Regions from separate parts of the Homo sapiens genome. Here region 1 is linked to region 2. Evidence: read pairs that join two places in POLR2A ChIA-PET (ENCODE). Cell type or tissue: OCI-LY7. All regions are shown on one strand. Each heading gives the region's core, and the rest is flanking DNA. Links, peaks and the distances in the headings are about the cores only. Region 1 overlaps ETV6 (ETS variant transcription factor 6). Region 2 has its middle 12 kb from the start of ETV6.

Region 1 (2,918 bases), core at 116-2,615, 110 kb before region 2:
TGAAGTATTTCATAGTTCATTCAAAGAATTATCTGAATTTAAAAGAAGTACTGTTTGACCCCTTATCAAGTATCAAAGGGTGGGGTGGGAGAGCTTCCATGGATCCTCCATTTGAATTCAAACAAGCAGTGTTTGTTAGATCAATTAAAACAAACTAGATGGGGTGAGAAGGATTACCGTGAGTTTTAAGTTAAAATACCGCAAATAATGGCAAGAAACCGACTGTTGGGTTCGGCAAAACAGCAGTGCAATTTGTAGCTTAGATCAACATGCCAACTAGGTTGACTTGCAGTCCACATGTAAACATGACTTCAGGAGTGTCTGTGGTTTAACTGGGCAATGTAAAATGGAACACACAACATCCAAAAATATGGTGGAAAGGAAAGACCAGTAAGATGCCACTATGAAAATAAAACTCAAGAGCAAAAGAAAATCGTACATTTAAGTAAAGGGAAGGCAGTGTTTACGTTTTGGAAAGATAGTTCTTTAACATTTTACATCTCATCAAATGTGCAAAGGGAAGCGGCGGAGTCCTCGGCCTATAACCAAATTAAAGCTTCTCCTCTGCTCATAGCCTAGAAAGTCTGGCAGTTGTGGTAGGAAGTTTTGATTTTAAATGAATATATACATATTGTTATAATTTCCGAATGGAATTGCTATACCTTCCCTAAGGCACCCACCAGAAGCAAGTAGGGCAGTTGGAATATTTCTGTTTAAACATACATCCTGAGGTTTCTTGGTGAATTTCTTAATGAAGGGCAGGCACATATATCCCAGGTTTCATTTCTGGGTCAATTAAGATGTCCTGTAAAAAGTCACCCAGAGGCAAAACTTTCAACTGCACTTTTCTTGAACTTTAGCAGGCATCACATGTATTTTGAGAAACTTTAACTTGAAGGATGGGTTATACTTTTTGGTGTTTGGTTTGGGATGAAAAAAGCAAAAAAAAAAAAAAAAAAAAAAAAAGCCCACACATATAGGAAACATAAAATCTGTTCAGAGGTTTTTAAAGGTGAGGTGGGCTTCTGAGCATTTCAAACAGTCTGTTTTTAGAATTTAACAAATTCTCCATACTCTTCAACTCTTGTCTGACACCCCCCAAATCCCACTATATGTCTAGATATCTACCGTTAACTTTATTCTCGGAAATAGCTTTCTGTTTTGTTAGGGTTTTTGCAGAAGTGAAACTTGGTGAAGAAAACATCGGGCAGCCAAAGGGTCTTCAAATGGTGCTTCATGAGTGCAAGAAAAAAACAAGACAGCATTTCGAAATTCAATGACTCTTCTTTCCCTTGAAGCAAAGAGAAACTCACAAGACACTCTGGCTAGTCCATGAGAGTGAGGCCGCCTCATCCCCGCCTGCCCCAACTCCACCAAGGCAAGCTGGGAGAAACCCGGCCCTCCATGCTGACTGGACTTCATTTCTTAGGAACTCCATCCCCAGCCAGCTGACAAAAGAGTCTGGCTAGCTATTACCCTGAAAGTGTATATACTGTAATTTACTAAATTATCATTGCTTTGGACCTTCCTTTCAACTGTGCTCTCTTTAAAAGTAACCCCTTGGTGTGCTTTCACTTCTACATGGTTCCCTGACCTTACGGTGAAACACCACACTTCTGCACCTGCTCTGGGATCTGACGCCATCCCCCGCAAACCCCGTCCAAACAATTTTAGATGGAGACAACTGCTATTTCATGATGAAAACTTATAAAAGGAAGGCCAGAGATGAAGAGACTGTGGCCCACTGATCTCCTCACATTCCTGATGATGGTTTCTACTCAGCTGGAGGACAGTTTTCCACACCATAAGCTCTTTTTCAAAGGCTCAATGAAGAGACTTGTCAGCAACAAGAGAGGTTACCTTGACCAAGACGGACAAATGCACAATGTGCTTCTAGGGCCCCGAGCACTCTTCTAGTAGCCATGGCACACCTAAGGTAACTCTGGGCTTGGTGGCTGCAGAGCACTTGGGGACCCCAAAAGGATGCTGTACAGTGAGTGGGCTCTGTTCCAAGGAGAACAAAACACACTCTTGGGAATCCCACACTACAGAGACTCCTTTTGTCTCTCTTTTTGTGAATCTCTAGGTTGACTCTCACAGTGCTCATTTTTCACTCTATTGCAATAACCTCGCACTTAACATCTACCCTGGCACATCAGCAGACTATCAGCAATTGGAAAAATTAACCAAATACCACTATCTCAGATGGAGACATCTAGACAGAGAAGTTTAAGGACACTAACGTCTAATTTCCCAAATAAAGGGAACCTCTTTACTCTCACAACTGCTTCTCTGGTGCGACCCCAACAAAGGAGGGGGTGGTGGTGAGAGTCCCACCTCTAAAGCAAATTGTCAGACAGATGAAAACCAGAGCTGCTTTCTTTCTTTTAACATTATGGGGAGTAGGGGTGTGTGTGTGTGTGTGTGTGTGTGTGTGTGTGTGTGTGTGTGTGTGTGTGTGTGTGTGTGTATGGGGGGGATAACGATTTTCCCAAGAGGATTATAACCGCTGCTCTAATTAAATTAAAATGCTACAGACAGTGATATTAATGTATTCAAGTGTTGTAGGGGGATAAACTGCTGGTGGAGGTCAATGATGTGACTCAGAATGCCGTGATGTGGTTACATTATTGTTTAGATGCTGTAAAAAATAAAACACGCTGCTCTCAAATTTGCAGATACAACCTATCAAGCCAACCAGCTGAACAAAAGGGAAGCACTGCAATTTCTGAGGCCAATTGTAATACCTATGAGCAGGTTGTCAAGGAGGCGGCACAAAGCGCTGGGAAGAGAAAATAAGGCAGAAAACTGTTGTAGGCAAGAGTTGAAATGTAAATTTCACCAACCATTATAGAAAGCTTTAAAAAAAATAATGAAGTATGGAGTAGGGTTGTCTCTTGAAAGCGTAAGGACTGAAG
Region 2 (2,918 bases), core at 214-2,713:
ATAGGTTGGGCGTCCACAGCAGCACTCCAATATAAGTAGAAATAATATATCCAAGATTGGGCTTATGTAGGTCCCAAAGTCATAAGTAAGCTGCATGTGTAACTGGCTCAGATTCCTATGGCTCTTATTCATATTAAATTGGCTTCTCTCTCTCAGTCCACACCCATGGCCTCATGGGAAGTTCTCTCTGTCCACTTTACTAAGGAAGAGAAAATTCAGGCCTGATTACAGATGGTTTTTCAAGGCATGCGGGCACCACCTAAAAGTGGACAGCTGCAGCACTGCAGGCCCTCAAGGGGCGCCCTAAGGTACAGTGCTTAAGGGAAATCCTTCCAATGGGCAAAACTGAATATGGATTTGTTTTTTCTGCCTGCAATGCTCCTGGAAAAACAATCCTTTCCGAACTTGCAAAATGCCGTATTCACCCTCATAATATTCCACACCACATTGCTTCTGACCAGGAAACTAATTTTATGCCAAGTAAATTACAGCAATGGGCTAGAACTCATAAAGTCCACTGGGCTTGTCATGTTCCTCATCATTTTTAGGTAGTTGGTTGATAGGATAGTAGATGGCCCTTTGGAGACTCAGCTGTGGTATCAGCTGGAGGGCAACACGTTGCAGGGCTACAGTAGTGTCTTCCAGGATGCATTTTTTTTTTTTTTTTTGGTAGGGAGTTTCGCTCTTGTTGTCCAGGCTGAAGTGCAATGGGGTGATCTCAGCTCACTGCAACCTCCACCTCCTGGATTCAAGAGATTCTCCTGACTCAGCCTCCCAAGTAGCCGGGATTACAGGTACGCACCACCACACCCATCTAGTTTTGTATTTTTAGTAGAGATGGGGTTTCACCATGTTGGTCAGGCTGGTCTCAAACTCCTGACCTCAGGTGATCCACCCGCCTCGGCCTCCCAAAGTGCTGGGATTACAGGCATGAGCCACTGCACCTGTCCCAGGATGCAATTTGTTGCACTGAGCACGCAATAACTGTGTGGTGCTTATTTTCCCCCTCAGGTCAGAGAATTAAAGGGAGAAAATGCGATTGGCTCCTCTTATTACTAACTTTAATGGCCTGCTAGCAAAAATTGGGTTTTCCATCCTCCCAACTTTGTTATCTGCTGTTTTAGAGGTTTTAGTTCCCAAAGGAAGAGTGCCTCTACTGGGAACACAACAGCAGTTCTATCAAACCAGAATCTGAGACTCTAATGGGGCCATTTTTAGCTCCTTATGCCACTGAACCTACTGGCAAAAAAAAAAAAAAAAAAAAAAAAACGGGCCGGGCACGTGGCTCACGCCTGTAATCCCAGCACTTTGGGAGGCCGAGGCGGGCGGATCACAAAGTCAGGAGATCGAGATCATCCTGTCTAACACGGGGAAACCCCGTCTCTACTAAAAATGCAAAAACAAAAAACAAAACAAACAAAAAAAAAACATTAGCCAGGCATGGTGGCGGGCGCCTGTAGTCCCAGCTACTCGGGAGGCTGAGGCAGGAGAATGGCGTGAACCCGGGAGGCGGAGCTTGCAGTGAGCCAAGATTGTGCCACTGCACTCCAGCCTGTGCAACACAGCGAGATTCTGTCTCAAAAAAAAAAAAAAAAAAAAAAGCAAGGGGAAGGTGCGGCTTACTCTCCTAGCTAGCATAATTTATTCTGATCCTTAAGGGAAAATTGGGTTGCTACTACATGATGGAAGCAGAGAGGAGTATCATTAGAATTGAACAGGTCCTTTGGGGGCACCTCTTTATACTACTTTGATGAAAAGTTGATAGAAAACTGCAACACCCAATACAGCAGGACTGTAAATGTTACAGACCCTTCAGGAATGAAGGTTTGGGTCATCCTCCAGGAAATCTGGGGTGCCTGTTGAGAGCAGAGAATGCTGAGTGGATAGTGGGAAAAGGAAACTCTAAATACCAGCTATGACCATGTGACCAATTTGCAGAAATGAGTTTGGTAGTAGTTATGAGTGTATTTTTTCTTTGATATGAATTTATTTAAATACGTATGTTTAAACACACACCACCTTTGTTCGTCTTTTCTTTTTTCTCTCATTCTGCTATCTAACATAACGTATTAACTTTATCCATTAGTATTTAAGTTACAGCGTACCAAAGGGGGAATGAGAGTGGGCTAAAAGATAAATCGACATCATCCAAAGATGGATCTCATTTGTGTATCCTTTAGGGCAGCGGTTCCAACCTTTTTGGCACCAGGGACCAGTTTTGCAGAAGACAATTTTTCTACAGACCAGGAGGTGGGGGTGATAGTTTTAGGATGATTCAAGGGCATTACATTTATTGTGCACTTAATTTCTATCATTATTACATTGTAGTATATAATGAAATAATTATACAACTCACCATAATGTAGAATCAATGGGAGCCCTGAGCTTGTTTTCTTGCAACTAGACAGTCCCATCTGGAGGTGATGGGAGACAGTGACAGATCATCAGGCATTAGATTTTCATAATGAACATGCAACCTAGAGCCCTTGCATATGCAGTTCACAATAGGGTTCATGTTCCTGTGAGAGTCTAATGCCATGGCTGATCTGACAGTAGGCAGAGCTCAAGCAATAATGCTAGCTTGCCCACTGCTCACCTCCTGCTGTGCAGCCCGGTCCCTAACAGGCCATGGTCCAGTACTGGTCCATGGCATGGGGGTTAGGGGTCCCTGCTGTAGGAGACTGGATCAATATCTTTTTAGGTATATGAAGGCCTGTTCCATCTTAAGTGGAAACATACTTTTGCTATTATCTTTATCTGGAAGTGGTTAAAAGAGGATATATAGTTACCAAATTGAAAAAGAGGGACTACACTGAATTGCTATGACATTTTCCAAAATTCCCTTTCTCTTGTGATTCTGAATGAGAGTTGGCCAAAAGAGGAGCCTGCATGAAATCTGGAAGGCAGACGTAGAGGTG

The links. Peaks named below come from ENCODE experiments on the same cell type or tissue, not always from the same donor. Only the 100,000 strongest peaks of a DNase experiment are listed, where the experiment ranks them.
Region 1: POLR2A ChIA-PET joins it to region 2 with 9 read pairs; 7 of 35 experiments call an interaction of 5 or more read pairs at or near these places.

Annotation. Positions count from the first base shown.
Region 1 is chr12:11,748,841-11,751,758 of GRCh38, reverse strand. All of the region lies in intron 1 of ETV6 (ETS variant transcription factor 6), which reads right to left. Among named protein-coding and RNA genes, the nearest start is that of ETV6, 100 kb to the right of the region's middle. RefSeq lists an enhancer at 1,429-1,478. In OCI-LY7, for the core only: a CTCF peak has its summit at 819; DNase peaks (open chromatin) are centred at 828, 1,198 and 1,608; H3K4me3 peaks cover 2,500 bases; H3K27ac peaks cover 2,500 bases.
Region 2 is chr12:11,635,741-11,638,658 of GRCh38, reverse strand. No RefSeq gene overlaps it. Among named protein-coding and RNA genes, the nearest start is that of ETV6, 12 kb to the left of the region's middle. In OCI-LY7, for the core only: a CTCF peak has its summit at 314; no DNase peak of the experiment used is centred there.